Regions from separate parts of the Homo sapiens genome. Here region 1 is linked to region 2. Evidence: chromatin loops called from intact Hi-C (ENCODE). Cell type or tissue: dorsolateral prefrontal cortex. All regions are shown on one strand. Each heading gives the region's core, and the rest is flanking DNA. Links, peaks and the distances in the headings are about the cores only. Region 1 has its middle 300 kb from the start of MIR125B1. Region 2 has its middle 250 kb from the start of MIR125B1.

What was found. Hi-C counts contacts between places; a loop is a spot of excess contacts. Peaks named below come from ENCODE experiments on the same cell type or tissue, not always from the same donor. Only the 100,000 strongest peaks of a DNase experiment are listed, where the experiment ranks them.
Region 1: a loop joins it to region 2, with 2.2 times the contacts of the local background. A loop is called at or near these places in 2 of 110 quality-filtered maps.

What each region holds. Positions count from the first base shown.
Region 1 is chr11:121,789,194-121,805,385 of GRCh38, reverse strand. No RefSeq gene overlaps it. Among named protein-coding and RNA genes, the nearest start is that of MIR125B1, 300 kb to the left of the region's middle. RefSeq lists an enhancer at 2,176-3,023. In dorsolateral prefrontal cortex, for the core only: no CTCF peak of the experiment used is centred there; DNase peaks (open chromatin) are centred at 9,975 and 10,575; H3K4me3 peaks cover 1,064 bases; H3K27ac peaks cover 2,500 bases.
Region 2 is chr11:121,838,487-121,854,678 of GRCh38, reverse strand. No RefSeq gene overlaps it. Among named protein-coding and RNA genes, the nearest start is that of MIR125B1, 250 kb to the left of the region's middle. In dorsolateral prefrontal cortex, for the core only: no CTCF peak of the experiment used is centred there; no DNase peak of the experiment used is centred there; H3K27ac peaks cover 445 bases.

The DNA.
Region 1 (16,192 bases), core at 9,109-11,608, 50 kb after region 2:
ATTCCTTGCGAAAATCACTCTTGGAAAAAACCTCAGAGACCACTTGGTTCAACTCCAGGGCAATGTCCTCTCCCTCATTGACAGTGGGCCTGCAGTGAGTGGGCACCTCCATGTCCATGAGCCTTCTGCAGCTATACTGCTGATCACAAGATATGTGTACATCAGCCCTGGCCTTTCCTAAAATCAATGAGCATCAGACCAGCAGCATATCAGTGGTTTCCTCCCTATATCTGTTGTCCAAGTGCCTGGACATGAATAGGAAGTGTTGTCAAGAGCACTGTCTATTCCCTTTGTGTGGAGCAAGACTGGACCATCTAACAATCTCTGCCCCTGCCTTTGCCAGTGGAGACAAAAACCCAGGCTCAACACTGCAGCCACAGTGTGAGGTCACCGGAGTCCCTGACTCCTTCTTCCTGAGTTTGGACCTTCATCCTGGTTTCCTGGCATTCGCTCAAGTTTCTAATTTAAAAACTTGAATTCTCACATGATGGAAGAGCCATAATTCAGAAACCTTGAAATGATCTTTGATCAGATCCATCAGACGTGCTAACTTGCACATAATTTTGCCTCAGACCTCTTGGACTTGTCCCATCGGGCCTGAGCTGATGCCCCCATCAGCCTTAGAAGGAGGCTTTTTCTCTCCAGAGTTTCCCAGTCTCCAAGTACTCGGTACTTATTGAGTTTTTGGTCCCCTGTTAAACATGTACAAATGCAACTAATTCTATAATCTGGCCTATATCTCCCTATTTTCTTGACTACAATATCAAAACAGATTTATCCTAAACATGCCCTAAGTTTCAGATTTATGTGTCTAACAATTTTCCTAATTTACCAGTCAAATAACTATTAAAATGATAGCAGCTCACAGCTACATTAACTGCTCCTAGTGAACCCATTCTTGGTCCCAGTGCCAGGAACTTCTTTTTTGATTATTTGAGAATCACACATTTAATAATCTGTTTTAAAGGGTCCTAGATGTCAATGCCAAATTTACTATCTATCATTTGCAGACTGTTCCCCTTTAAGAAAATAGGACAATATTGTCTATTGCTAATATTTCCCTGAGACTTCCTGATTCCTTAATGCTGTTTTAGTCTTCAGATTATTGTTTTCAGCTGTAATTTTTCTTGGTACTTTAGGATGTAACTAGTCTGAAGTGAGACATTGTAAATAGCCAGGGGCTTACTTCCAATTCCTCACTTGTGTTTTAATTCTCTATACATGATGTTATCATTATCAAGTCATATGATACAGTAGACACGGCATCAAACTGAGCATCACAAGATCTAAGTTCTAGGTCTATCTCTGCCATTCATAACTGTAGGCAACTCTCTTAATCTCTCTTAGCCTGATTTTCAATATCAATTAAATTTGAACAATACCACCTGTTCTGCTTACCTTGTGGGGTTGTTGAACGGTTCAAATGAGATGTTTTATGCAGCAAGATTTTGTAAACTACAAAGCGTTATACAAATAGAAAGCATTACTATCCCCCACCCCCCCCCCCCCCCACTTTCTGGGCAATAGGCCATTTCCCTTGATGTAGAAGATAGAAACTTGTGTTGGATGCAGCACCTTTCCATGTGGCCAAGTCCTAATGAGCACAGGCTCTCTCTTACTCTTGCCAGGTTCTCAACTTTTGTCCTGAACCTTTTTGTGTTTGCCCCATCTCAGTCTACTATCTGACCTACTGCTGATCTCCTGGGGCCCTAACCCCTAGACATATTTCCTGTCTGTGGTCTAAAATTCTCCCCCAACAGCTGATATTTGATATTGAGTTCAGTGCTGCCATCTTTGAAGGATGAGAGTGGCAGAAACTTTGGCTCTTCTGGTACTTCTTATGTGGCAGGAGATGGGCCTGCAGACCCAAGGCTCAGGCCAAGGCACATAGTCAAATGACAAGCTCCAGCTCTGGTGACTTTATTGACCAAAAGGGCCCATGCCCGTTTGTTGTCCTTATCCAGGACACATTTTAAAAAGGGCTTTTTATTACCCAATAAGTCACAATGACAAAGTCCAAAAGCAAAGATTCGGTACTATTCATGCTGAGAATGGCTATTAGCTTTCTGTAGCTATATTATTTTATCTATTTAGGATGAGGGAATTCCCATGAAGCCAAATCACCAGCCAATGTTTTTAAAGCTTGAGCCACTATTTTTCTCTATGAAAACTAACTGAAGGTAAAGAAACAAGCCTCATTCCCTTCCCATGCCTGAGGCAAATATTTCACTGGCAATTGGAAAGTGATCTCTTCACCTGGTGCCAAACACTCTCCCAGAACCTTCTTTGGCTTCAAAGGGCTTTACTTCATTTCCGCTGGAGCCCACAAAAGGGCTTGAGAAGCAGTCGTCAAGTCACAGGAAGCCAAGGGGGCTCAAGGGAGTATAAGATCACAAAATTACAAATGGGTGGGAAAGATGGAGTATGTGTGTGCATATATAAAAATTATCTTAATAAAAGGTAGAATGAAGATTCAGTGAAGCTTGCTCTGGTTCCTAAGTAATTTGGTTCTGGAAGCCCTATTCATTGGTTGGGCTCCATCAGATAAATGAGAAAAGCAAAGGACCCCTGGACAAGCCAAGGCAGAAGCAGACTCCCCTGCTCAGACAAGCCTTCCCACATGCGGCCTCAGGGCCTGCAAACTACAGTTGACTTCTCCAAGGATCCTGTTACAGTACCAGCCCTCCAGCTGTCTGCAGCTGTGTGCCTTCCAGCCCCTCACAGCTGGCTTTTCAAATAGAAATGGCCTCTCTAAGACAGTTTACCAGAAAACATTGTTTCAATCGCGCAGTGTGTTAAAACATGATTCTAAAAGCAGCGATTACATGAAATGAATTGCAATATTAAATATGAAGGTGCACTTGGCCCAATGCATCACATGTGGTAGGTACTCAGTTGAGTGGCAGATTTTTTTCTTCATTTCTTCATCTCCTCTACTTTTTATTCACATCGAATTGCAGACCGGTTGGAATACTGTAAAAGCATTTTCCCTGGGGAGCTCTGGACGTTTCATAGGTATGCTCATTTGTGTTTGCATGGTGTATACATATGTGGGTTCCTGAGTTTGTGGAGGGGGTACAATGCATCTGCAGTTATATGTGTGCTATATAAAGCATGCCTCAGTGTTTTTTTAAAATATCAATCATATGTATTCCAAATGCGTAGTTCACGACCATGTAGGAGGGGAAAGGGCTTAAAGGCTTTTCCGGGTGAAAACAGCCTGGGAGTTGAGTTTCATGCTTTTATAAGGTAGATTGGGTTGGGTTCAAGATAATAACTGAATTAGAAGGAAGTCATGGAGCAAACAATAGTTCACGCTGTATCCTATTTTCATTTAAATCAGAGGCTGTTGCTTTCATCTGTTCTTATTGACACAGTTCAACTATTGACTTCTTGTTGCTTTGAATATGAGGCTCACAAGCCCAGGGGGATCTCACTGCATAAACAAATGGGGGGGAGCGGGTGAGGGGCGTGTTGTTGTTTTAAATGCTATACACTTCCAACTTGTCCATTTTTGAAAGGTGAGTTCTTAAGTTCATGTCTATGTTAGGCTGTTCGTTCTGAGCACAGTAATTTTAACAGACAATGGTGGATAATTTTTAAATATGCATTTGTATTAGTTCTTTCTACTTCTTTTTCCCATTTACTTATCCTCCAGGAACTCAAACTATGGTTTATTTATGGTGCATTCACCTTTCCTTTCTCTGTTTTTTCTTCCCTTTTCTTCTTCCTACCTTCCTTTCTTTCTTCTTTCCTTCTTCTTCCTTCCTCTTCCTTCCTGCCTCATTCTCACTCATTTGTTTCCCGAACACTGGCTTTTGATTCATGACGCAACCTCCCTTTTGCCAGATCACATAAATCAGGCAGCTTCTTTTCTTTTTTTTTGTAAAACACCTTCTTCCAAACTGTGTTTTCCTTCTGATTTAACTTTTCAAGAGTAGTCGGTCTCAGGGTGACTGAGAAACCTAGGTATGAGGGAAGTGAATGACAAAAGATGGTTTGGCAAAGTCACAGCTCCCCCACCCCGCCCCAACAATGAATCTCGCCAAAGCCCTTTTCAAATCTGGAATTATTTTCATGCAGCTGAAGAAGGTCGAGTTGTTGAGTTGCTCCTTCCGGCTTCTTTAGTTCTCTCCCCTCTCCCGGCCTCCCCAGCCCACCTGTCTTCCTCACTGAGTAGAGAAACAGAGCTCAGCAAATTAAAAGGAGGAAGCAGATAATGTAGGAAGAGCTGAAAACTCAAGGGAAAACAATAAAACATTTTGAAGTTTTGGGGTCAGATACAGAATCCAGAATAAGGTGCTTAGTATTTTTCCTACATTGCAAACCCTTTGTCTTTCTAAGCTACTCTGGCTGGCCTGCTCTCAGGCTGTGAATTCTGTTATCCCTGGTAGAGCCCCAGCCTCAGCGGATTCCACCTACATTCCTTCACAGCCCTGTTTGGGAGGGGGGGTCACGGGGGACTCAGGGGAGGGGGAGGAAGGGCAGACCCTGGGGATTGTCGGACATACAACACTGCTCTGCACCACAGCTAGGATTTTAGCCTATTTGTTTTGAAGTTCGCCCAAAGTCGCAGAGTTGAAATGCCTGAATTCAATACCACTTCCCCTCACCACACACTCAGCCAAATGTCCTTGGCTTTTCAATAGACCTAACCTCTTGGCACTATTGAGTCTTGATGTTTTGCATTCTCGTTTCTTAGATTTTTAACCCTCAACTTTCCCTTCTCTGGGTTAAGCTTCATAAATCACTCAAATGTCTTACTGCCTGGGAAGAAATGCTTCCTTCCTTCCCTGCTTCCATCCTTCCTTCTATCTTTTCATGCTTTCATCCCTCCTTCCTCCTTTCCTGTCTCCCATCATTTTTGCTTGCTTTCTTTATCTTACTTTTTCAGAAGGGGAAATGGAAAGCAGTGGAGGAGGCCTTGGAACCCTCCCTGGAATGTGGCATCACAGGGATGGAGCCAATGTGGAGTGGTGGGAAATGGAGAAGTGTAAACATGATGCTTAGCCAGTCTGCCTAGAGAACAGAATTCTCTTTTTCATCTCCCCAGTTCCTTTTTGGTATATTTGTTGAAGTAGCTGCAGAAAGCTAAAATCTAATCCTTGTCCTTAGGATTGTCCCAGCCTTTGGCATTGAACAGTCAAGCGTTGCCCTTGAGTAGCAAAAAGGGCTTATTGTCCATTTGTCCCTTTGTGCTCTTATAAGTGCTTTTCTAGAGACCTTCTTCTTCTCCTGGCCATGTCTACCATGGCCAAGTTCCTTAGTTTACTTCCAGCTAGGATTGGTGTTAATTTTTAGAATTTAGGTGTTTTTCATAGGTTTGTCTTCACTTTTTAACCATTTGGGTCTTTAACCCTAGAAATCCCATAAGACTTGCCAAAGTTCACAATCCTAGTGATAGGCACAGCAGCAGAAAGCACCCATGCATCCTACTTGTGCTCACATACAGGCTGCATCTCACTCAAGATAGTGGAGAAATTATTCTAAGTTAACCAGCAAGTGTAATTGTTATGGTTTTAATGTCCCATCCAAAACTCATGTTGAAATGTAGTTGCCACTGTGACAGTATTAGAAGGTGGGACCTCTAAGAGGTGATTAAGTCATGAGGGCTTCACCCTTATAAATAGCTTAATGCCATTATCTCAAGAGTTCACCCCCTTTTTTCTCTCTGTCTCACATGCTCACTTCCACCTTCTGCCTTCTGCCATACTATGATGCAGCATGAAGGCCCTCGCAAGATGCTAGTGCCATGCTCTTGGACTTCCCAGCCTCTAGAACCACACAACAAATACATTTTTGTTCATTATAAATTACTCAGTTTGTGGTATTCTGTTCTAGCAGCAGAAAATGAACTCAGACAGTTCTTTTACACGTAAAAATATTTTTCATAAAACTGACCAGTTGTAAAATCATAGAATTGATCCATTAGTTTTGTTGGGTTGTTTTTATTTGTTTGTTTATTTTTTTCATCATAAAGCTAAAGATGAGTCAGAAATGCCAAGTTACTATTTCTGGATCTCTACAGTTCTGCAGCAAGAAGCTATTTTGCAAAGTTCTTTTGCAACTAGCTTGTTACGCTATCCTTCATGAATATTCTCCATAGTGATTATGGTTACCCTTATTGAGTACTTGCTATGTATCAAGCAATGTGCTAAGGGCTTTACACACCAAGAGACAATCAAGGTATGTTGTATTATGATTCGTTCCAAATGTACCACTGTTAGAGGCCCAGAAACCACTTCCAGCCTAGACAGAGTAGTGGTGGTTCTGTGAGAAGCTAACTTTGAACTTTGTGGTGTTCCACTTTAAATCGCAGTGCCACAATTGGGGACTATGAACTCACAGCTACGAAAACATAAATACAAACATTCATTATCTTCTCTCTGCTAAAATGTTGATACTTTGTCAACATGAGAGGCTCAAATCATCCACCTCTCAACTCTAGGTGAGAAAGAAAATACGTGAATGGTGTGGAATATTTGCAGGAAACATCAGGTCAAACAAACCTTGAGAATTTACTTTGTTCCAAGACCCAGTATACTGGTTCCATATTCGATAATTTCTTATACTTAGAGACCCAGATTTCCCTGGCATTAAATCTATCTGTATTCTTGATGTTGCTTTCCTTTTACATCCCCCACTTCATTAGTCAGAAATAATATGGCCAAAGAAAACGCAGGATTAAGCCATTCCTTAGTGCTTCAGAGTTCAGTGGCACTCTTACTATTGTGGTCTCTATGTTCCACCAGTTTATTGAAATTGTTAGGGTATTCCTGAATGACATTATCAGATCTCTGCCTTTTGCTCAGTTTCTAGCTCCAAATCAGAGGAAGCCCCATCTAGTTCTCTACATCAGTTGATAAGACTTGCTACAACCCACACCATCTAATTAATTTGGTCTTACCCCTAGATGTAGAGTGTGTTCATCCCAATCTGAGTAACTCCCAAAACCAAGATCTATTTAGAGTCTACTCACTGCCAGAATTGAGTGATGAGAACCAGAAAGGGCAGAAAAAAGAGGAAAGTCCTCTCTGGAAACAGTTATACCAAGAAACACTTTTCCAAGCAAACAGTCGATACAGATAGGGCCTGTTATTGAAGCAGGAGCCAGAGGACACAGAGGAAAGTAGAGATAAGGTGGTCTTAACACGCAGGAAGCTTCAACACTAAGAGGGAGGTATGGGCAGAATCAGGATGCACATACAAAGACACAGAACACAAAGAAAACATACTTTTAAATAAGTAAATTGCAAACTATATGCATAAGTTGTCTCTCTTCTGTCTACCCAGAGATGAAATCAGACCATGAGCTAAAGTATGAAGCCAGGGAATTGACAGACCAAGCAGCTGACTTCACCACCTTGGCATAACTTTTTGGACTCTTGAGTTTGAACAATCTATATTAATTTTTAACTGGGAAGAAAATAAGTGAAATATTATGCCCAAAGAACTAAGACGATAATTTCACTGGTCTCCTCTAGAGTATTCTTCGAATAAGGCCACAGTGTCACAATGCTACATTTTCTAACCTCACCTACCCATCCTCCAGGGCCTTTTCTCCATATTCATGTGGAATAGGTGCGATCCTTCCTTCCAACTCCTTCTTCTGGGACTCCGTGCTTGGGAAAGTTGACATTTGGTATGCAAAGTGATTCAGACCTACCTGATGAGTTGGTTCTTTTTCAATTCCAATTGGGAACATTGGGCCTACCCCCATCCTTCTTTGCAGGCCTGCTTCCCTCCTCACCTAACCAATGGCACAGAGGGAGACATTTAAAGCAGGTCTCAAAATGGAATCTCAAGGAAAAGATGCAGTGACCTCAAAGAAAAGGCCATGCAAATGAGGACAGAGATTGAAACAGGAAATATGATGCAAACCTACCAAAAAGAGGCTGAAAAGAAAAGCTAGAAGGGCTGGGCAAAGAAAAGCCCGAGAGTTTGAGAAAGCGAGGTTGAAGAAGGCAGAATAACAGTTTCTACTCTAACAATGGTGGGTGAGTTTACTTCCACTAAAGCACAAATGTTACAAGAAAGGGGTCCCAATCCAGATCACCACAGAGGGTTCTTGGACCTCGTGCAAGAAAGAATTCAGGGCGAGTCCATAGAGTAAAGTGAAAGCAAGTTTATTAAGAAAGTAAAGGAACAAAAGAATGGCTACTCCATAGACAGAGCAGCCCCGAGGGCTGCTGGTTGCCTATTTTTATAGTTATTTCTTGATTATATGCTAAACAAGGGGTGGATTATTCATGCCTCCCCTTTTTAGACCATATAGGGTAACTTCCTGATGTTGCCATGGCATTTGTAAACTGTCGTGGAGCTGGTGGGAGTGCAGCAGTGAGGACAACCAGAGGTCACTTTCGTTGCTATCTTGGTTTTGGGAGGGTATAGCTGGCTTCTTTATTGCAACCTGTTTTATCAGCAAGGTCTTTATGACCTGTATCTTGTGCTGACCTCTGTCTCATCCTGTGACTTAGAACACCTTAACCATCTGGGAATGCAGCCCAGTAGGTCTCAGCCTCATTTTACCCAGCCCCATTCAAGATGGAGTTGCTCTGGTTCACACGGCTCTGAATAAAGACTTTTTAAAAAGACCACAACTGGAACATGAGAGTACTGACTGAGAGCTCAGGCTTTTGAGGCAGACAGGACTGGCTTTTATTCCTAGCACAGCTACTCATCGGCTAGGTGACCTCAAGCAGGTTGTTGAGCCATAAGCTCCTATCTGCAAAATGGAGATTATCATACCTGCACCATAGGAATGTTTTGAAATTAAAATTAGCACTTGTATAGCACCTACTATGTGCCAGGCACTGCTAATTAATTAACTTGCCCAAGATCACACAGCTAGAAGTGGCATGGTGGTGATGTGAACTCAGCAGTGATCCTGCTTCTGTCTGTGCTCTTATCTACCATGTCTCTCAATATAATGCTCGTAAGTCATTCGGCCCCAGTGCTTGGCATGTGATAATAGTGCTATAAATGTCAGCTGTCATCTTATTATGATTTTTCTTACACGGGGCATAAGAAAAATCTTCTTGTCAATAGAGAGTAGGAGAGGAAAAAGAGGGTCTGGAATGCCGTACCTGGACTTTGCATGCCAGAATAGTTTTTCTAGGACAGTTGAGAAAGGACTCACCAAAGAGATATGTTGCTTTTCCCAGGAGATGTGTCTGGCTCACACAGTGTTTATTGGCTTAGCATTATGGTCTTTTTTTGTTTTTCAAGACTGACCCTGGGTTCTAAATCTCAATGTAGAATTATAGATTATCCTCACCCTCTCATTTAATAAACAATTGAAGATCCAGGCTATAGTATTTAATTACAGAAGATACGTGAATTGGCAACAGGGCCAACACTTGAACCAAAGTCTGTCGATGCCCAGATAATGCTCTCTCCTAAACCTATATGCAATACATATGCCGAATTTTCTAGATTTCAAGATTTCTTCCCCATTGTCTGCAAATATGCAGTCCTATTTGGCCAAATAAGAGATTTAATTACTGATTTGGAAAATGTAGTTACGAAGGTGATTCATCGCGTGGAAAGACAGCTACAGAGCATCTCTTTTTGCCTTTAGTGGTCTTGGGAAGGGGGATGGGAGGTGGCTTAACTCAAAATGTCCCTAATTACCTTCCACAATCCTCTTGGTCTTCGATGGTCCTGAGGTTTGGAGGCCTGTTTGCTAATGTTGACACCCAAAAGCTCACATTGAATTAGATTGTTAAAATGCTCCAGAGGGGACCTGAAACACCGAATCAGGGACCTCCTCCTATTCCCCCAAAAATATCCTTTGCCTTTAAGGGCTTTTTTTTTTTTTTTTTTTTTTTAAAGCAAGCGAGTTTTCTCTGATCCTCCTCAATAAAGTGCCCCAGCAGCAACAGCAGCAGCGCTCCCCTTCCTTATTTGAGATCTGTGCAGTCTCATTAAATCTGATGTGTCACAGAGGGCTCGGATATGTGAAAGGCAGGCTGTGGGAGCAGGCCTGGAGGTTGCCAGCTTTGCTAAGGAGACGTAATTCATTACAGCTTTTCAAAATGGACGCCCCTCTGGCTTCCTGCTCCATTGATTTTTCCCCCTTTGCAAGTAACAAGTGAAGGGCCAGCTCAGCCTGCAGATTTAACCCTTATTAACAGCTGTTTAAATTAGAGATGCGGTTTGATGGAGAGACAGGAGCCTTCTTATATCCCCACTCAAAGGAAACGGAGAAGAGACGATTAAAGATGAAAGCGCGCAGGCGTCTGGTGCTAGGCTGGCGATGCGGCACCTACCCCCGTCTGAGGAGGGGCTAGCCCTGCTATTAAGTAGTTTATCCAAATAATGTGCTCCTACTTTTCCCCGATTAAATATTCATGGCCTGCTCGTTCCTCCCTCCCCACCCCCGCCCTTGAACAGTCATGGAGGAAGGAGTGTCTGCTGCGCAGTGTAGGCGAGGACTGCTCGGACTACCCCGAGCTCCGAGGCTAAGGGCTGCCTCTTCGGAGAGCTCGAGGGGCAACTCGGACGACCCGCCTCGCCGGGGGCTGCCCTGGGACCTCGGAGTGAAGATGTGGATTGCTTTGGTGCTCTTGAATGGAAGACCCTGAACCAGGCCAACCTGTTCTGGGAACGGAGCCTGCAGAAGACAAGAGGAGCCACGCAAATGCCAGCTTCGCCTCTTTCTGTGGGACCAGTGTGTTTAGGAGCCCCAAATGCATCAGAAAGCAAAATAGCAAAGGCAAGGGTAGCGCCAGGATAAAGGGAGGGAGGATGCAGACAGTCCAGAAAGAGGCTGCACATCCCAGTCTTTGTTCGCCTGCTACTTGGCACCTCCTTATACTCAAGAGTCCTTAGGCCTGTAACCCTAGAGGCGCTTAGGGGTGGTGTTTCTCTAAATTCCTCTCTTAAGAGAAGAACTCGGCCATCACATTGGTATTGAAGATATGACAAACCTAGCTCCCCATTGCAAAAATGCACCACTGCAAAAGACGATTGTGGTGAAGGAATGGGGTCACATGCGTCCCCTTCAAACAGTAAAGCCCACTTTGTTCAGATTTTTTTTGCTCCCCCTACCTCTTCTACCAAGCTCCGTCTTCCATCAAAACATAACGAAAATAATCCCTGGAATCAGAATTGTATCCTTTGAAAAATGCACACACAAACACTGCTATAAGAAGAAGTATCAAGCCAACTCCCTCTTGCTCATCCGATATAAATTTATTTTCCTGACTTGCAGCGTCTAACTCAAGGAATCTCAAAGAGAAACATTCTATGACAGAAACAAAACAAGGCAGGCCTAAGTAAATCATGCGCTGACAGCAGCCACATTTACATATTGAGTGAAAGAGGGTGCCAGCTCACTAGGTCCTTATTTCTTCTTCAACTGAATTGCCATAGAAGGTTTCTGCTAGAGTCTCAATTTTATTGTAGCAATTCATAGTGCGCAAACCTTAGTGCACCTTCGATAAGTTCTTTACTGCACAAGGAGTCATTCTTCCCCCGAGCCCCCACCCAAAGTCCCAAAATAGGAGAGAAATACATAGCAAGTATGGCTGTGTTCCTCCCTACATCTTCAGTTCATTTGGTGAGTTTTACCCAAGTTTTTCTGGGAGAGTCAAAGTTTACACAGAGTCTGTTATAAATAGGGTTTTCTTCAAACTGTTTTGAAACAAAGTTTTAAAGCATTCATGCTGTCAGAGAAAGTTATTGCCAGCATGCACTCACCAAGAAGTGGCAAACATTGGAAATGAAGGCCTTCCCCTTTTTTTGCTAATTGACACCATCAGGGAAATGCACAAAGATGAAGCATGGGGAAAATAAACTATGAATTTCCAACGTACATCCCGTCCAAGGACACATTAAGGGAGGTGCATAGGATGAGAGCTGCCAAAAATTTCTAGGTTCAGAACAAGTGTCCAAGCACAATGTAGACTTGGCAAAAGTCCTTTCCTCTTAATTTCAAACTTGTGCATACATACGTATGGGGAAATGTAATCTCTGTTTTTCTGAGAAGCTTTCCCTTTCTAGAACATCCAAGTTCTGCTTTATAAGCACGTACAGCATGAAAATGGAGCTAATTATATGGAGGAAACTTCCTGTCAAATAAGAAAATTACTCCCACAGCAGTTAGAAGTCTTGTGTAATGAGGTGGGCACTTCGGGGGAGGATACAGCTCAACTACACCCTGTGCTCCACACAGTGTGATATTATTTCCGTGACCCCTAAAAAATGTGTAAAATTGTAAAGGTAAAAGTGGAGACTGCAGAAGAAAAGAAAAAAAAGTAAGTTATATTATTGAGCACTTAATATGTCCCCAGGAATGCGCTAGGATCTTTGCAATATTCCTATACGATCAGTTATCTTTCATTCTTTCCTTTTTTTTTTTTCATTTAAAAATGAAGACATTGAAAACCAGATGGGGTAACCTCTCCAAGATCTACAGAGGGATGAGGATCACAGTCTAGCCAATTTTAAGGCCACTTTCTTTCTGCTATACAATATTGTCTCCAATTGTAAGGGTCCTTAAAAACTACAGAGCCAAACACCACCAAAGTCACAAAAAGAGTGGAAACAAGGTCTTGATTCTTTGCTCAGTCATCTTTCCATTTTAGCAGTGACCAATGCTATGTCTGCTTCAAAATGTTTCTTCTACTCACTGGACCTCTAAGATGAGCCTAGAATTCTCCTGTTTCAGTTCTTAACCCAGTGTCATATGCAATCAGACACAGGCCACACTATGCAACAATGTTGATAGTAAAAGGCATCAGTTGTATGGATCAAAGATTTCAACAAATGTTTACTTGTGCCCACTATACTACAAAGCTTGTAGGGTAAAAAAGTAAAATCCATACAGGCATAGCCTTAGCCTGGCTACACCTATAGCCCCTTTGCCCACCTTCCACTCAATCACATTATGCTTATTAGAAGCTAAGCAGACCTTGTCAAAGCAAAAACAGACATAGGTGAACACCCATGCAACAGGACAGACGGGTGGTTCAAATTCCCACAATGAAGGTAGAATGCCTCGTCAGCAATCTCCTCCCCTGATGACTAACACAGGTCTGCAACCTTACTATGGCCCCAAACGCAATCTTCCTTCAGCTCCAGTATCCATACTTCCAGCCTAAGCACAGACCTCACCCACCTTGGCTTTTCCCCCCTACTTTCCCATCAGTCATCCCAATTGCATCCAAATCAGTTTTCCTTCCACCCCTCCTATTTCATCCCATCTTTTCAACTAGCCCCTTCTTTAGTGTCCTGTGGAATCCTGCTCTGCTTAAAGAATAAACTCCCACATAGACTCAAGTTCTTACACAAGCATTCTTTCCACCCCACTGTCTTAACAGACACATGGCTTTTCCTTAACTATAAAATGGATCTCAAATGCCTTTCCTAAAGAATCTGTTTTTTCTTCCCCAGTCTTCCCTGTGGGGCATTGTTCAGCAGCCATTGTACAAGAGCCCTCCTCCTTTGCAACACTCTTCCCTCACTTCGTCATGTCATCTTCTGAACTTTGATGCCTTGAGCACCTGTTCACATTAGATTCCATCAGCACACTAACCATATATTGATGGTTGATGACCTTGGCCTCACAGGATCTCAACCTCCTCAACATCAAGGACTTTCACCTCCTCTCTGTTTCTCATCACAAAATCAGTGGCTCTCAAAGCACGGTCCTTGGACCAATAGCATCAGCATCATCTGGAAACTTGTCAAATATGTGGATTCTCAGGAGTCACCCTAGACTTGTTGAATCAGAATCCCTAGGGGTGAGACATGATGTTAAAACCTGTTAAAGCAATTTCTGCTTTAACAGGCTTTCCAGGTGATTCTGATGCATTAAAGTCTGAGAACCACAATGCTAAGTATGGCCACATTATGGATCATGCCATCAACTGGAGCTTTTCTTCTCTAAGATATTATTTATTTATTTATTTATTTATTTATTTATTTATTTATTTATTATTATTATTTTAGATGAAGTCTCGCCCTGTCACCCAGGCTGGAGGCAATGGCACAATCTCGGCTCACTGAAACCTCCGTCTCCCGGGTTCAAGCAATTTCCTGCCTCAGCTTCCCAAGTAGCTGGGATTACAGGTGTGCACCATCATGCCTGGCTAATTTTTGTATTTTCAGTAGAGACGGGGTTTCGCCATGTTGGCCAGGCTGGTCTTGAACTCCTGACCTCAAGTGATCCGCTAGCCATGGCTTCCCAAATTGCTGGGATTAAAGGCATGAGCCACCACACCTGGCCTCTAAGATATTTCGGCTTCACTTCCTTACCATTACATTTTCTATTCCCTCAAAATTGCTAATGTAATATTTGCCTGGTGTGGATGTCTAGAGCCTCTTCTGGCCTCACTTTCAATCAGTCTGGACCCTAGTCTGCCATTATCATGATGCCTCTAAGCCTGCAATTGCCATTTGTTTTCTGGGACTTGGGGAAAAAACTATGAAATTGTGCTGATCAAGTCCAAGCTACTTATCATATCTGGACCCTTGATGCTAGTTTAAAACCATACTATTTGTTTCTTTTGGACTTGCTAATTCGTTCTTTACAATATTTCTAACATTTACCCACTTTCTTTAAGTTTGACATTTCTACCTAGTCTTCCACGCACTTAGCCAAGTTCCCTCAATTTCTATCACTGCTCTTCCAACCATCTCTATGGCTCTTCCTCTTGCCTCTGAAGTAGAGTTGAATCTCCTCCTTTCTTATGCTCTGAAACTCCTCCCTCATGACTCTACCAGAACCCTGCTCCTCAGGAATGCCAGTGGAATGTGGGGTCTCTAGGAAGAGAAGTTCAAGACCATGTCTTACCAGGGGGTGGAAAGGCTGTGAGTGATTAATAGTGTCATATGCCAGAAATAGATCAAGATAAAGAGACTGAGGAAAGGTTGTTGTGGCCGTTAGCAGATAACTGGTTTAATTAGAAAGGTTATGACAGAAGACACATTATAGGAGATTAAGAGAATATAGTGAAGATATAAGGGTGTGTATGGCCCCCTATTGAAATAAATCTAGCCATGCAGCAAAAGCTGAAAGTAGAAATGTAGCTAAAAAAAAAACTGGGGATTCAATGGGTGGTCTTCTATCCACCATTGGTGAGATCTGTATTTGTTCTGTGCATCCAGTCAAGAGGAACAGAATAAAGGCACTACAAGATGGGATTATTGAAGATGAAAGGTCCTAAAAAGCAAAGAAAAACAGAATACAGAGCACAACTAGAGGGGCATATTTAATAGGAATCTTAGTTGCAAGTGACAGAATACCTCATCTACAAACTTAGGCCAAAATGGGAATACATTGGCTTACATAACCAGTTAAAGTAGGAATGTAGCTGGCAATGGCTGTACCCAGAGACTCGATGCCTCCAGAATCATGGGCTCATTTTTGCTGCTCTCTAGGTACCTTCTGTATGCTCTTCTGTCATATAAAGACTAGCATAGGCTAGACTCATTCTAAATATTGCCTCTGATACATATCTTTTCAACTTTTCCATCAGAAAAGAAAGGGTTTCTCCCCAACTCCAGTTAAATGCTATAAGGACTCTGATTGGCCCAGTCTGTTTTGTGTTCTGCCCTATGGTTGGGGTAAAAGGGAGAAGGTGAAGCATTGTGATTGGTAGTTTCCATTAGAAACATATGGATGGATGGAGGAGCACTTCCTCAGTCCCACACAGAAGGAATGGTACTTTCACCAACAAACTATGGAGGAATGATGTACAGGGTATACAGAAACAACCCATGTCAACTAGAAGTGATTAGCCCTGGACAGGAACAGAGTCATCTTTTTGGAGACCCAAATTGGTACCAATTTGTGTGTGTGTGTGTGTGTGTGTATATATATATATGTGTATATATATATATATATATATATATATACACACACACACACACACACACACACATACACACACATATGTGTGTGTATATACACATATACATAGACTTCATTAGGCTCTCAGACCTCAGGGCTGTTGGAGAAGGCTTCAGCAGGGGAACTGATGGTGAAGGCTAGTGTTCTCCATCCTCAACTTTCCTTGCTTGGATCACACATTTGTACATATGGAAGGGCAAAAAATGAACACTGTTTTTCATTGCAGCCATCTTCTGTGACACAGATGCACAGTCTGCTATGAAGACCTTCTCTCAAGTGGCAGCTGGGGGTCCATGCCAGATCATGGTGCTTCATGACAAACTAACTAGCTAC
Region 2 (16,192 bases), core at 8,286-10,785:
CCAATCTGTCACCCATCTAATCCAAGGCTCATTTCTATTGATATTATTTATGGTGTTTTTAGGGAACAATAATCATATACTTTGATATAGTCAGATTCATAAATTTTGCTTAATAATGTTTTTCCAAATCTACTTCTTTGAGGTATAATTCCCACACAGTAAAATACACTACCTTTAAAGTGTACAATATGATTATTTTTGACAAATAAATTACCGACATAACCACCACACAATCATGACATAGAACATATTCATCTCTTCAAACAATTCCCTTATACCCATTTCAAGTATGATAGATCCTGGCCTCAAGACCATTGACCTATTTTCTATTACAGTTGGTTGGTTTAGTATGTTCTTGAAATGTATTTACATGGAATCATACCATATGTACTCCTTTGTATTGCTTATTTTACTTAGGATAAGGTTTTGGAGCTACATCCATGTTGTGTTTGTCAGTGTATTTATCCATTCTCGTGCTGATGGACATTTGGGTTGTTTTCAGTTTGGGACTTTTATAAAAATAAAGCACGAAGAACATTTATGTACAAGTTTTTGTGTAGACATATGTTTTAATTTACTGGGGGTAGATACCTAGGAGTGGAATTGCTGGTTCATGTGGTAATCACATGTTTAACTTTATAAGAAACTGCCAGGCAGTTCTCCAAAGTGGTTTCACTCAAATCTACCAATTTTCCACAGTTCGTTTTGTGCTTTTGTGGTCTTGTTTAAGAAGTTCTTCCTCACTAAGAAGGTCATAAGAATAGTCTGTGGTGTTTTTTGTTTTTGTTTTTTTTTCTATTAGCTTTACAGTTTTACTTTTTACATTTGGGCCTTTAATTCATCTGCCATTCACATTTGTAAATGGCATGCAATAAAAAAATCCAACTTTACTCTTCTGCATAGAGTGAGCCAGTTGTCCTTCCACCATCCAATTTACAATCAATATTTTCTCCACTGATTTTGTTGGCACTTCCATAATATATTATTCATCTACATACATGGCTGGTATTTAAACTGTATGTTTTATTTTTATATTTCTACAGCAGTATCACATTTTGTTTTAAATTCCTGTGCCTTACAGTATGTCTTCATATCTGATAGATTATATGGTAGTTACATTTCTTTACTTTTTTATGAAATTTACTTAGCCATGGGCTTATTCATTCAAAACTTTGAATTTTAAGTATGAACTTTGTTTTCATTTTGTTGATTTTTTTCAAAAATAACTTAGGAAAAAATTAATTTTAAATTTCATTGAATTTAAATTTGAAAGAAAAGTTTTATATTTGTCATATTAACTTATTCAAATACAGGATAACTCTTCATTTATGTCTTTTTGGGTTTTCAAATTTTCCACAAGGAGCTATAGAGTTCCATTAATTTTATATGTATCATAAGTTTTTATGCTATTTAGAATATTATAATTTTTATTTTCTTGTAATTATCACTTAAGTAGGAGAACACTATAACTTTTTTAGAAGTCTCTTATTAGTCCTAATAGCCTGGTTTTATAATATTTTCTGTGTAGATAATCTTATCATCTATGTATAATAAGAGTTGTATCTCCTTTCTCTCTAATGCTATACCTTTTACATCCTTTTTGTTTTTTATTATATCTTCCAAGACCTCCAATACTTTGTTGAGCTGTAACAATAATAGTGGACATCCTCATTTTATTCCTGACATTAGAGAAAATACATCTAAAGTTTTCCTGTTGAATATTAGGCTTGATGTATTTTTTATATAATGTTAAGGATTTTTTAAAATTCCTTGTTATTTGATAGCTTTCAATTATAAATAGGTTTTAAACTTCATCATAGTTTTTTTCAGAATCTACTGAGACAATAATTTTTTCCCTTTTCATTTCAGGTAAAAATTCTACACAATATTGATGCATTATTTAATACATTGTTTGTTTTAGTTTACCATCTATTTAGAATCTATGTACTTACGTTTATAAGTACAATAGGACTACAGTTTTATTTTGGGGGGTAATACCTATACCTGGATTTTGGAATCAAAGTTATACTTCCCTCACAATGTGACTTGAGAAGACATCTGCCCTTGTATGCTGTATAACACAAGGGTTATCTCTTCCTTGAACTCACCTGTAAATTATCTGAGCCTATGACTTGCAGGGAGTTGGGAGGAGAGAGCATCAGTATACAATAATGATGTAATATCTGTGTCAGCAGGGTCGTAAAAGGACAAGGGAAAGAGAGTGAAACTGAAAAACCATTCAAAGAAATATAGCTGAATAATTTCTGCATTTGGTAAAAGACATAAACCTATGATTCAAGAAGTTGAGTGAACGCCAAACGAAATAAACCCAAAGAAATTCATATCAAAACACATCATAATAAAATATTTGAAAACTAAAGACAAAATAATCTTGAAAGCAGAGAGAGAGAGAAATTATGCACTACCCATAAGAGAAAAAAAAAATTTGAATGATAGCATATCTCTTGTCAGAAATCAAGGAGGCCGTAAGAAAGTGGTAAAACATTATTCAAATAATGAAAACAAATAAAACTATTACTCCAGAATTCTAACCAGTGAAAATATCCTTCAGGAATGAAAGTAAAATAAAGTTATTTTCAGACGAACAAAATCAAAGGGAATTTGTTGTCAGCAGACTTACTCCAAAAGCTTTGCTAAAAACATTTTTCAGATAGAAATGATAATATAAGGAAACTATGAGAATCAGGAAAACAACAAATGACAATGCAAAGAGTAGATATGTGGATAAATATATTTACCTCTTAAATTTTTTAAAATTTTACTTATGTTTAATTAAACATAAACATATAATGTAAAAATTATAACATTATATTCTATAATTCTCAATGTAATACTTGAGATAACTATATTGTAACGGGGAAAGGAAAGGAAAAGGAACTGATAGCAACAAGGTATTTATAATTCTCCTTGAAGTGGTGATGGTAAAATGTTGATACTAGTAGACTGCAAAAAGACTATGTATGTGTATGGTAATCCCTGAGGTGATTATTTAAAAATACAGAAATAGGTATACTAAAACAAATTATAGATAGATCAAATTGATTTCTAAAAAATATTTATTCTACAAGAAGAAAGGAAAGGGGAAACAGAAGATTGAAAATAGAACAAACAAAAAGCAAAAAATGAAATTGCAGATTTAAATTCCAACATATCAGTAAATTCATTAAAAGTTAGTCATCTAAAGGTACCATTTAAGAGATTGAGATTGACAGAATTAATTAAAAAGAAGAAAAAAGTGGCATTGGGGAACATGATCCAACTATATGCTGTTTACAAAAAAACTAACTTCACATATAATTACAGTCATAGATTAAAATAAAGTAAGCCTGGGCAACATAGCAAGATCTCATGTCTAAAAAAATTTAAAATTAACCAGGCATCGTGGCACATGATTATAGTCTCAGCTACACAGGAGGTTGAGGTGGGAGGATTGCTTCAACCCAGAAGGTTGTGATACAGTGAGCCATGATCATGCCACTGCACTCCAGCTTGGACAACAGAGTGAGACCCTGTCTCAAAAACAAAAAATAAATAAGAATTTAAAAATAAAGTAAAAGGGTGGGAAAAAATACCATGCAGATACTAATAAAAAGAGAGCTGAAGTGGCTATGTTAATAGATGAAAGAACAAAAAAAAATTAGCAGAGTCAAATAAGGACATCATATGATAAAAGGGTGAATTCACTAAGAAGACATAACAATGTTAAATGTGTATGCACCATAAAACAAAGCTGCAAAATGTATGAAACAAAAACTACCAGAGAAAAATGGAGAGAGAGAAAAATCCACAAATATAGTTGAAGACTTCAGAACCCCTCTCTCAGTAATTGATAGAACCATGAGACAAAATTTTAGCATGAATCTAGAACAACTGAACAATACCTTCAACTAATGGGATCAAACTGACTATTTATAAATTGCACCCAAAGACAACAGAATACACATTCTTTTCAAATGTTCATGGGACGTTCATAAAACAAACATTAACAAATTTAAAAGAATTACAATCATGCAAATTATATTATCTTACTATCATGGAATCAAAGTAGAAATTAATAAAAGAAAGGTAGCAGAAAAATCCAAACACTTGGAAAGGGAACAAGGTATTTCTAAATGATCCATGGCTCAAACAGAAAAATCTCAAAGCAAATTTAAAATTTAAAAATACATATAACTGAAATGAAATAAAAATATAACACATTAAAATATGGGGGATGCAGCTAAAACAGTTCTGAAAAGGAAATCTATAGCACTAACTGCTTATATTGTAAAAGAAAAAGCAGGTTAATAATCTAAAATTTCACCTAAAGAAACTAGAAAAACTCAAAATAGGCAAAAGGAATGATATAATAAAAATAAGTCCAGAAGTCAATAAAATTTAAAACAAAACAGTAAAGAAACTATAACAAGACAGAAAATTCATCAAATATAAAGCAGATACTTTAAAAAAAATAGTAAATTCAAAAAACTTTCAGCAAATCCAACAAAGTTAAAAAGAGAAGATACGTTAACAATACTGGAACTAAAAGGGGATATCACTACAGACCCAACAGACATTAAAAAAAAAAAATATCAAAGTACTACAAATTACTCTGCATATGTAAATTTGACAATTGAAATGAAATTGACTGATTCATTCAAAATGGCACACTACCAAAACTCACTCAAGATAAAATAGATAAGGCATGTAATTCTATAGTATTAGAGAAATTGAATTTATTATTTTTTTATAAAAGAAGTAACAAAAACTGCAGGCCCATATCCTTCTTGAACAAAGATGCAAAAAAATCCCCATCAAAATATTAGCAACTCAAATGCAGAAATACGTAAAAATAATAGAACACCATGACCAAATTGGGTTTATTGCAGGAATAAAAGACTAGTTTAATATTTGATACTATGATGTTGGGAGTCTCTTTATGGGAGAAGGAGGAAGAAATCTTGAAGACCCTTTTCCCCATTCTGGCTCAATACTCAGTACTTTTCTACTAGTAGTTTCCCACCCTCACTCTCTCCCCAAACTAAGGGTCCATAAAAAAAAAAACAGAACCTTTTGTTTAGGGCTCCCTTAACAATGAGACGGAAGTCAAAGAAGAACTAAATTAGTGAAGAGACAGATTGGAAGACTCAACATAGTAAAGATATCTATTTTCCTTCAATTGATCTATAGGGTTAAAGCAATTTCTATCAAAATCATAGAAAGATTACTTGCAGGTATTGACAGGCTGATGCTAACAAACATTTACATAAAAAGGCAAAGAAACTACAATAGCCAAAACAATTTTAAATAGAAGAGTGAAGGTAGAGGAATAACATGACCTGATTTTGACTTATACAGATGCAATAATCAAGAGTGTTGTATTGGTAAAGGCACAATATAGAGGCATTTCTCACACATTGCTGATATAGTCACCAGAGAAGTTTGGCAGTTTCTTATAAAGTTAAACATATGCTGATCATATGATTCAGAGCACAATGGAGCACAATATAAGGTCCCACGGCAGAGCTGCACAAATATTGCCAACTACTTTTTGGCAAGATGCAAAAGGATTTCAATGGAGAAAGGATTGTTTATTCAACAAATGCTGTTGGAACAATGATAGGCAAAACAATGAACCTCAATCTAAACTTTACATCTTGTACAAAAATTAACCCAAAATGAATTATGTACATAAATGTAAAGCATAAAATTATTGAAACTTTTAGAAGAAAACATTGGAGAAAATCTTCATGGCTAAAGGTTAGGCAGGGGGTTCTTCAACATGACACCAAAGAATGATCCATAAAGAAAAAAGTTAATACATTGAGCTTTATCAAAATTACAAATATGTGTTCTATGAAAGATCCTAAGAAAGTATTTGCAATATTTGCAATGTATATATGTTTTATATATATATATATATATATATATATAAATAACAAAAGTATTCAGAATACATAAAGAACCCTCTAAACTCAACAGTAAAAAAGCAAACAATCTAACTCAAAAATGAGTGGCAAACTTGAACAGACACTACCAAATAGGATACATGGATATGTGGATGACAAACATAAACATGAAAAGATGTTCATTATTAGCCATTAGGAAAATGCAGATTAAAGCTCCAAATACGATATCATTACACATCTATTAGAATGGCTAAAGTTAAAATATTGAAATTAATACTGATGATAAAAATATTTGTAATAACCACATGCTGGTGGAGTGACTGCATTTCTCCCACATTGCTGATATAGTCACCAAAAAAGTTTGGCAGTTTCTTATTAATTAAACATATACTGATCATATGATCCAGCAGTTATACTTCTGCATATATTGCCTAGAAAAATGTAAAGTTGTGTCAACACAAAAACCTGTACACAGATGTTTATAGCAGCTTTACTATAATAGGCAACAACTGGAAACAACACAAATTCACTTCAACAAGTGAATGGATCCGGTACATCTAGCCAGGCACGGTGGCTCACACCTGCAATCCCAGCACTTTGGGAGGCCGAGGCAGGTGGATCACGAGGTCAGGAGTTCAAGACCAGCCTGGCCAAGATGGTGAAACCCCATCTCTCTTAATAATACAAAAAATGGCCAGGTGTGGTGGTGGGTGCCTGTAATCCCAGCTCTTCAGGAGGCTGAGGCAGAGAATTGCTTGAACCTGGGAGGTGGAGGTTGCAGTGAGCCGAGATCGCACCACTGCACTACAGCCTGGGTGACTGACAGAGCAAGACTCCATCTCAAAAAAAGAAAAAAAAAAAAAAAGAATTCTGGTACATCCAGGTCAAGGAATACTATTCAGCAAAAAGGAACAAACTGCTCATACATGTAGCAACTTGAATTTTTTTAAAGTTAATATCAAAGAGTTATCTATTATACAATCCCATTTATATAACATGCTCAAAATGACAAAATTGTAGTGAGAAAGAACAGATCAATAATTGTCAGGGGCTGACAGAAGGGAGGGACTAGTAAGGTATAACATGAAATTTTTTTTTTTGGTGATAGAATATTTCTGTATCCTAATTCTGATGACTCTTCACCAAATCTAACATATGATACAATTTCATAGAACTATACACCATAAAAAGAAGTGCATATAAAAACTGGTGAGATCCAAATAAGATTTGTACTTAAGTAATAGTGTTGTACCAATGTCAGTTTCCTGGTTTTCAAAAGGTACTATGGCTATGTACAATTTTGTCATTAGGGCAAGCTGGTTAAAGGAAACACAGGAACTTTCTGTACTTATTTTTGCAACTGATCATGATATTAAGCTATTTCAAAATCAAAAGTAATAAAAATGAACTTTCAAATATTACTGACTTTTATTTTCTACCATGTACTTACTCTCCCATTTTCTTTGTCAAAAAAGATTTGCACTTTTTTTTTTTTTTTTTTGCTGTTCTTTGAGTGGAGCTTCAGAAGTAGTGATAAACATGTTTGACAAGCAGTCCCTCTATTATAGTTTCTTTTTAATTTATTAAGTAGCTGCTCGAAAGAGTTCATGGACTAGTCTTCATGATATTTGTCTTTTGATATGACATCTATACTTTTATTTCTGTTAAGGATCAATAATTATAACCACTGATTACCCAATCTGGAAAAACAATAAGTTAAGTTAAAAACACTTTCTTTACTTTGTGTTCTTTCATAAATTTACTTTTCAAAATAAAAAAACACATGCAGAAATATATACACATAAAAGTATAATTGATAACTTTTCACAGAATGGACATACTCATACGACCATTGTTCAAATCAAGAAATTAAACATTATTAGTACCTAGAATCCACCTTCTTTGTGCCTTCTCTGAATCACTCAAAAGTTACTCTAACTGTAGAGATGGGAAAAATCTAGCTCAGAGAGGTGAAGGAATTTGCCCAAATACACAGTTAAGAAATGGCAGAGCTACAATTCAAATTCAAGTTTCCTAAACACTAGAGCGTTTTTCACTTCCACTTTTGCTAAGATTTCACTTAGCAATCTTTCCCCTCATATTGGCTGTATTTTCATACTTCATAAGTCTTATCTCCAAAGTTAGTGACCATTTTTTATTTTTATTCATGACATTTTTTAGGCATCAGCAAATAGAATCAGGTAAGTGGCTATTTGGTCTCCTTATCATGCATAGAAACTTTCTAAATTAAAATTGCATTAATTCATTACTTCATTTATTAATTAACAAACTCCATGAGAGGGATTAAAAAAAAACATAGCCCCATCCACCAGAAAAGTAATTGCAAAAATTATTGACTTTAATATAGTGTTGATGATAAAAGTATTAAATAAAAATATGGAATAACCTGATCTAATTCATCCTCTACATGGCCAAAAAAGTCATCTCTCCAAAACACTAATCTAATCATGCATCCTCCCCCAAGGGTCTACACTCTTCCCAACACATATCGCCTAAAGATAAAGTCCACATTCCTTTGTTTAGCATCTGACTTTTTTTTTTTTTTTTTTTGAGACGGAGTCTCGCTCTGTGGCCCAGGCTGGAGTGCAGTGACACAATCTCAGCTCACTGCAACCTCCACCTCCCTGGTTCAAGCAATTCCCCTGCCTCAGCCTCCTGAGTAGCTGGGATTACAGGTGCACACCACCACATCCGGCTAATTTTTTTGTGTTTTTAGTAGAGACAGGGTTTCACCATGTTGGCCAGACTGGTCTCGAACTCCTGACATCAGGCAATCCACCCACCTCAGCTTCCCACAGTGCTGTGATTACAGGAGTGAGCCACCATGCCCGGCCTTGGCATCTGACTTCTAACGAATCCTGCATCTCATTATTCTACTGCTTTCCACCCCCAGCACCACTGAGAGCAGATATGTCTGAATTTGAATGCCGTATCTATCTCTTCCTAAACGTCTGGCCTTGAGCAAATTATGTAACCATTCTCAGTTTCAGTGTCCTTACTTATAAACTAGAGATAAACTTTATTCACAGGGCCTGTAAGGTAAAAGGAGATAAAGAATATAATGCATTTTTGCCCAGTGCTTGGCACATAGTGAGCATTTTGTGAATGGTAATTATGTTAGCTATCAAATTATGCTGGGCTGCTTATAATTCCCTAACAAATGTTATCTAACTGTTTCTTCTGTTTCAGATGTTCTCAGCCTCTCCCTCTTGCCCTTTTTTGTTTCAATAATTTCTGTACCTTCTTCAAAACCCAACACAGACATCATCTTCTTGGGGAAGATTTCCTTGTACTCTCTCTTCTTCCTTCCCCACCTGTTTCCCAGTTATTCGGTCCTTCTTCTGTATTACCTACTTACCATCTATACATATCTCTGGTGTGGTATAATCATGTTGTGTCACAGTCTGCTTACATTTCTTTTCCCCTACGAGCTCCTTCAGGGCAGGGACTATGCTCGATATCTAATATATAGAACGCCCTCAAGAAGTATTTGTTCAATGTAATTGAATTCAAACTGAGTATGGTGAAAATATAGAGAAATAAGTATTTAAATCTACTCAAGGAGACAAAGAAAAATCTTCAAGAAGTGGGTAACATCTTAGCTCATCTTCAGGTATAAGTAGGATTTAGCTGGTCAGTAGAGAAAGGGAGGAGAATACAGGCTCAGAACACTGTGAACAAATGCAAACCAGCATAAAACCCATTGTGTCCAGTATGATAGGCTGTAGAGGGACAAGTGGAGATGAGGCTAGAAAAATCGGTTGAATTTCTGAACTCCATGCTGAGGCATTTCTCCTTCATTCTGCAAACCATAAAGAACCATGCATCTACAATTTTAGTAAATCACTCTTGGGAGTGGAGGGAGGGGAGAGGGCTGGAAAAACAAAAACAAAATGAAGATAGGTAGACCAGTTAAGAGGCTATTGCCTCAGTCAAGCAACAAGACAATAAGGGGCTGAAGTAGTGTGATAGCTGTAGGAATTAAAAGAATGGGACAGATAGGCAGATACTGAGTAGCTAACAGACATGAACTGGTGAATAGGCCCCCGAATAAGAGATGGGGAAGTAAATAAGAAACAACTATGCCAACTGTTGCGGTTCTAGTTTGAGATGAGCTTTTTAACTAAATAAGAACTACAATAGAATCACACATATTAATGTTTCAGCTGTCAGTGATCACTGCTCTGGATCCTTTCCTGACATTCTGAGATACAACACTCCCCTTTTTGTCCCACAATGACATCTTGTCCAAATAGTAACTGCTCCTACAGATAGCAAGTACAGTTAAGCTGTGTGTTAGATATTATAAAGCTGCACTATTACTCAACTTCTGCAATAACCATATAAGTTTGATATTATCTTTCCATTTGAGAGATAAGAAAACTCAGATTCACAAGACTAATTCACCAGAGGTGGCCTAGCTGGTAAACAACACAGCTGGGATTCAAACTCAGGACTATATTCTCTTCTTCCTTAGGAATATAAGTCCCAATAGGGACTGCATTTCCCAGCTTCCCTTGCAGTTGAGTGTGACCATGTGACAAATTTCTGGCCAGTAAGGTGTTAGCATACAACTGACCACTGTTCTTTGCAGGAGGCGTTGTCTTTTCTTCTCCCCCTTCCTCCTTCCTGCTGGCCAAATGAGCATGTGATAGCTGGAGCAAAGTAAAGATATCTTGGATCATGAGGTAGAAGCTAGGAGCCATGGAAGGATGTAGGAGAAGCCCAGATTTCTGTTGACTTCTAAAGCTATAATGTCAGCCTTCAACTACCTACCTACAGACTTATTTTTGTGAAAGAAAAATAAATGTGTCTTGGTTAAGCCATGGTTTTCAAAGGTTTTTAGTGGGTTAATCACAGCTGAACCTGCATTTTAACACATTCAGACTTAGAAACTTGCACTATTTTATTCATACGTTCTCTCAAACAAAATAATATTTCATTACAGCAAAGGCCACAGAATATTTCATTCTGTGCAGAATATTTCATAGAGTGTAGAACATATCTACACTATAAGAAACTTGAGGATAATTCAAATTTACAATTATTCTCAACTTCTTGCACAGTGCCTGTTGCAGAGCAGCACCTCGACCAATACTGTCAATTAATTAACTCATAAATGAAGGAATCAATATTTTAAATAATCTGAGATCAATAATTACCCCTAGGCTAGCTCTTGCCTATTACCCATCATTCCCTTTAGCACATTGGCACCAACTCTGAAGAAGTGCAAATTGACCTAATATTGACCATAGAAAAGCAGTAAAGATAAATTCAGCTTCCACAACAAAAAACGCATTTGAATTCCCCACTCTTGGATTTCCAGGCATCCTTCCATTAGCCCCAGCTCTAAGAGGGTTCTACCCAACATTTACTGCAGGTGTCCTGTCTTGTTGTAGTCCTAACATGAATCCAAGATGCTCCACAGAGCACGGAAAGGCTCCTGTCCGATCCCAGTGTCTGGGCTGGAAACAGAAGAGGCTTCTGCTACTTTGTCACACTGAAGAGTAAGTCATCCCAACTCATTATGTGTGCATGTAAGGGAAGAAAGAAGAACTGAATAACCAATTCCCAAATTATGAAAGGGCAAGACTACCTAAAAAAAATAAACCTTGGCCGGGCGCGGTGGCTCACACCTATAATCCCAGCACTTTGGGAGGTCAAGGTGGGTGAATTACCTGAAGTCTTGAGTTCAAGACCAGCCTGGCCAACACGGTGAAACCCTGTCTCTACTAAAAATACAAAAATTAGCTGGGCGTAGTAGCAGGTGTAATCTCAGCTACTCAGGAGGCTGAGGCAGGAGAATCGCTCGAACTCAGGAGGCAGAGGTTGCAGTGGAGCTGAGATGCTGCCATTGCACTCCAGCCTGGAGGACAAGAGCCAGACTCTGTCTCAAAATAAATAAATAAATAAATAAATAAATAAATAAATAAATAAATAAAAATAAAAAATAAACCGTGAATTTTGGAGCCCCCAGTGAGGTGATTCAGTGGAGATGTTTCATATTTAAGGAAAAGAGATGAGTTTAGCAAGATGTGGAGCCCAGAGCTGGAGCTCATGATGTTCCTACTGAAGATTCTACTGTGCATGAGCCCTTAAAAATACAAGATAATAGAATTTTTTTTTTAAAGGCAGATGTGGATATACTTCCAAATATATATCCACATCTGGAAAGAAAATGTACAGGGCTCTAGATGGAAGGAATTAAGCGGGTATTTGTATTTGTATTATGGCGATTGGCTTTACCTTCTCATTTTGCATAATCTCTTTTTCAATGGTGAGGAGTGTAATTTCCCTTCACTTCATAGAATGGTACTTGGAGAGGACAGAGAGGAAGTCTCTGCATTTTGTGAAAGAGAAAATTACCGGCACCCCTTTTGTTCTCTTAGGCAGGATTTGGATGGATTACGCATACTTAAAATGGAAGGCGGCTTTTAACCTTAAAAAAAAAAGAGAAAAGAAAAAGAGAAAGAAAACTCCTTGCATTAACACAGTGCATTGACATGTTACTAAATCTAAGGAATTTTGAAGGATAAATTCCCAGACTTTATCCAAAACATGAAACAAATTCTTCAAACACAAGCTGCCAAGCTCATCTACTTGTTCAGATCCCTGCAACTTTGGTCTCACCAAACTGCTTGCTTAGCTTTTTGATTGGTTGCTTAACCCTTCCAGGCCGATTGAAGTAGTGGGCAGGGCGAGCTGGAGGGGGCTGTTCAACCAGCTCAGAGCATTGCCTCCTCTCGGAAGATCAGACTTCTGGAATCGATTTTGGTCCAGAATTGCATTACTCAAAGAATGCGGAGTATGCACAGGCCTTGATGGCTTGTGAACCACACTTCCTGAAGCTGGCCACAAGCCAGAGCTGAGGCCATCAGCATCTTAAAAATGAATTGTTTATGAGACAAAGAACAATCCACTCAATTTCTGAAATCACTGAAGTGGAAAGCTTGTCTGTAAGTAACCTAAAACTTGGTTGACATTTAGGCTCCTTTGTATTTCAAGTATATGGGAGGGATCAAATGTCACCCCAAAATGTCTTTTACTCTCCACATGCAGGCATTGTAAGGCATTGAGTAGCCTAGGATTATATCTTGCTGAAACTAAACTGCTCTGGTCAGAAGACTATTTTTCTATCAAAAATATTGCCAACTCACATCTCAAAAAGCAGAAGAGATAGGACAAAATGTGGTAAGGAAAGATAAAGAAGAGGGATAATTCTGTCTCTCCAATAATTTAAAGACCAGTGGGCAAGATGAGACAAATATCCGTGAAGAATGCCTAAAAATGAAAATAAAGCAACTGTTTGAAGGGGAATCCTGCACAGTTTTTTAGGACAGGGTGGTTTATGGAGTCATGGCTAGAAACAAGGGGAACGTTCCAGCTGTTGAGAAAAGATTGGGATGAAGGCTTAGAGGCAGGAGTTAGTAAAGTTAGCTGTGGGTGTGCGTGGTTGGAGTGAAGAAATCCTAGCCTGAAAAGAAGACAAGGTAAGCACAGAGTAGTGATGAAATGAAAGGAGAGCCATGTGGGGCCCAGCTTTGCTTTATGCTCCAAGTAGGTTATAATTATCTTATGATTATATTATTACTCTCTACTTAGGCAAGGAGTAATTTTCACCTGATATCTTTCAGACTATCTTTTCCATTTCTTCTCTTGTTTGGAACATTTTCTTCAAAGTTACCTCCTCTAAAAATGTGCTATTGGCTCATAAAAGCCACTTCTGGCTCTCGAATTCCACAATACCATGTAAGTTACCATACTAAGTAGCTATCCTTTATGCAAAGAGAGAAGTATGTCTTTTCAATCAGGTGATGTATATAGAATCATAGGTCAGACATCTGTCCGAATAATTGGGTAATTGATTATCTGGCACTCTGCAGGCAAGTCTGAAGCATTTTATTCCTCTGCTACTGAATCACAGCATCTTAAATAGTAATGATAATGACATTGCCATTTTCACGTTTTCTACTGAATTCCCTTCTCTGCTCACAAAGAAGCCTAAGAAAACTCTACCTGAAAGGAAAATATCTTATTTTCCTTACTGTCAGAATCACACACCTAGTTAGCCAATTTTTTTGTGATATCAATAATAAAAAGTAACACATTCTCAAAGGGTATTCATTGAAATTCTAGTGAGGCCAATGTCTCCAAGTGAAACCCTAGCATTGATTCTAGTGAACTGAATCACACCAACTTCATAGGAACCTAGAGCCAACCTGACTGAAAGAATTACCCCAAATTGAATGAATCTTGTGCAACTTTGGCTGTGTTTTAAAAATTTTTGCTTCCTAAAGTAACCCAAGGAGGTAAAGGACTGCTTTGAAAGCAAATATGGCAAATGCAGGCAAAAATTGACCCTCTTTTTAAACAGACTATGGTCAATAAAATTAAGTGAGCTGCAGTATAAATTTGTCAAGGATGTAGATAGTGTCTATCATAGCGTTTTGGTGATCAAATGAGTTAAAGAATGAATGGCTTGTTTTTTTAAAAAGTTCATATTCATTAGTTTGAGATGGACCAATCAATATGAAATGGTTGGAGAAGATAGTAAATAAAATGGGTTAACTCTTTCAGTCTATCTTAAGGTAGCACTAGCAAGAACATTGAAGAAAACAATTAGTTCGCTTGTCCAGAAATAAAGGTTGTTGCAATTGTTATCATCAGGGACTACCATAGACTGATTCAACTAATTTTCCCATGAGCAGTACATTCCAGAGCTTTTGAAAAGCCCCAACATTTCACAGCATGTCTCACCAGCAGGGAAGGCCCCTTAAAGATAATTTAATCCAGTCCATGTGTTTAGGAGGAAGAAACAAAGCCCCACAGAGGTACTATAACTTGTCCAATGTCACACAGATATTTACCAGTCCAGCTAATGCCCCTTCTATGGCACCATGGGTCCACCCTATAAACTCATGGGAAGCAAGAACAGCTAGGCCAAAAGGAACTGCTGAACCCAGGTTGCTGGAGCCAGAAGGGCTATTTAGGAAAGACTAAGCTGGTTGCAAGTTATTTGGGAGAATTGAACAGATACAGAGGAATGTTAAGCTAGGGCACAAAAGCCACAAGATCCCTATCCAGATGAAGTAAAATGCAGAACAAGGGGAACATGAAGCTTTGTTGGTAAAAGCATGGAGAAGGAACATTGCAAAAATCCAGTGAGCTTGACTGCTGCAAGGATCTCCAAATGCAACAGTGTCAGAAGAATTTGAGTTTCTTCTGCGGTTGGCTGGGAGAAGGATACAGTGGCTCATGAGATCTTCATAGCAAACACTGCTGAGTGAGACACCATCATTTCCAGTGACACAGAGCAAAAATAAAACTGAGGACCACAAAGAAATGACAGGGTACTCAAATCCAGGCAGAACAAAAGTGCAGAGAATTTTCAGTTGTTTTAAGAGAAAAACATCTTCACCGTAATGTCAAGAATAGATATTACAAAGAAGAGAAAAGGGACCGTCTTAAGATTTCTCTTGACACAACGTTAAAGAAATCTATATTACTCTTAACATGGTAGCAGGCAGTGTTACTATGGCAGACAAAGGCAAGGCGGCAAAGGGTACTTCGTAGAAGAGGATTAAACAATTCTCATAGCATGGAAAAAGGGGCCTTAAGTGGAATGTGAGAGAAAGGTTTTATATCTTAGGCCAGAGTCTGGAAAATAGAATGTTTGAATACCTCCATGGGGAGGAAGGACAGACTTGCACAGCATTCCAAAGGGTGGGATCAGCAAAAAGCCCAGACAAGAAGGGCTGCCCATTGATCATTTCACCCAAACTCCATATGAAAATATTAAAATTCAGATTCTGCCTATAGACAGAACAGCAGGACATAACCTAAAAGAGAGAAATGAGGCTTCTTCCAAGGTGGAGTGGACTCAATCAGGCAGATGGGCCCTCGTGTTTCAACCACACAGTGATGGAATTGGCAAGGGTCAAAAAATCACAGTTGTCCTGGAGCCAGGGCTGACTGGTTTGGCTGAAATGGCTTAGTAGCAGTTTGGTTGCCATGCTTGCAGAGGCAGCTTTGGTTAATTATCTGGGTGTTTGGGCTACATGAGATCAAATATTTTGAGAATTAGAAAAATCCAAATAACTGACACCATTTTTTCTTTGAGTTTGTCTCCAAGTGTTTTGGCATCACCATCCTTGAGTCAAGGAAGAAAATATGAAGAATGTAAAAGTACAGTAAAAAGGCAGATTTATGTTCCTGGGTTTTTACTGATAATTGTACATATTTATGAGGTACGTGTGATATTT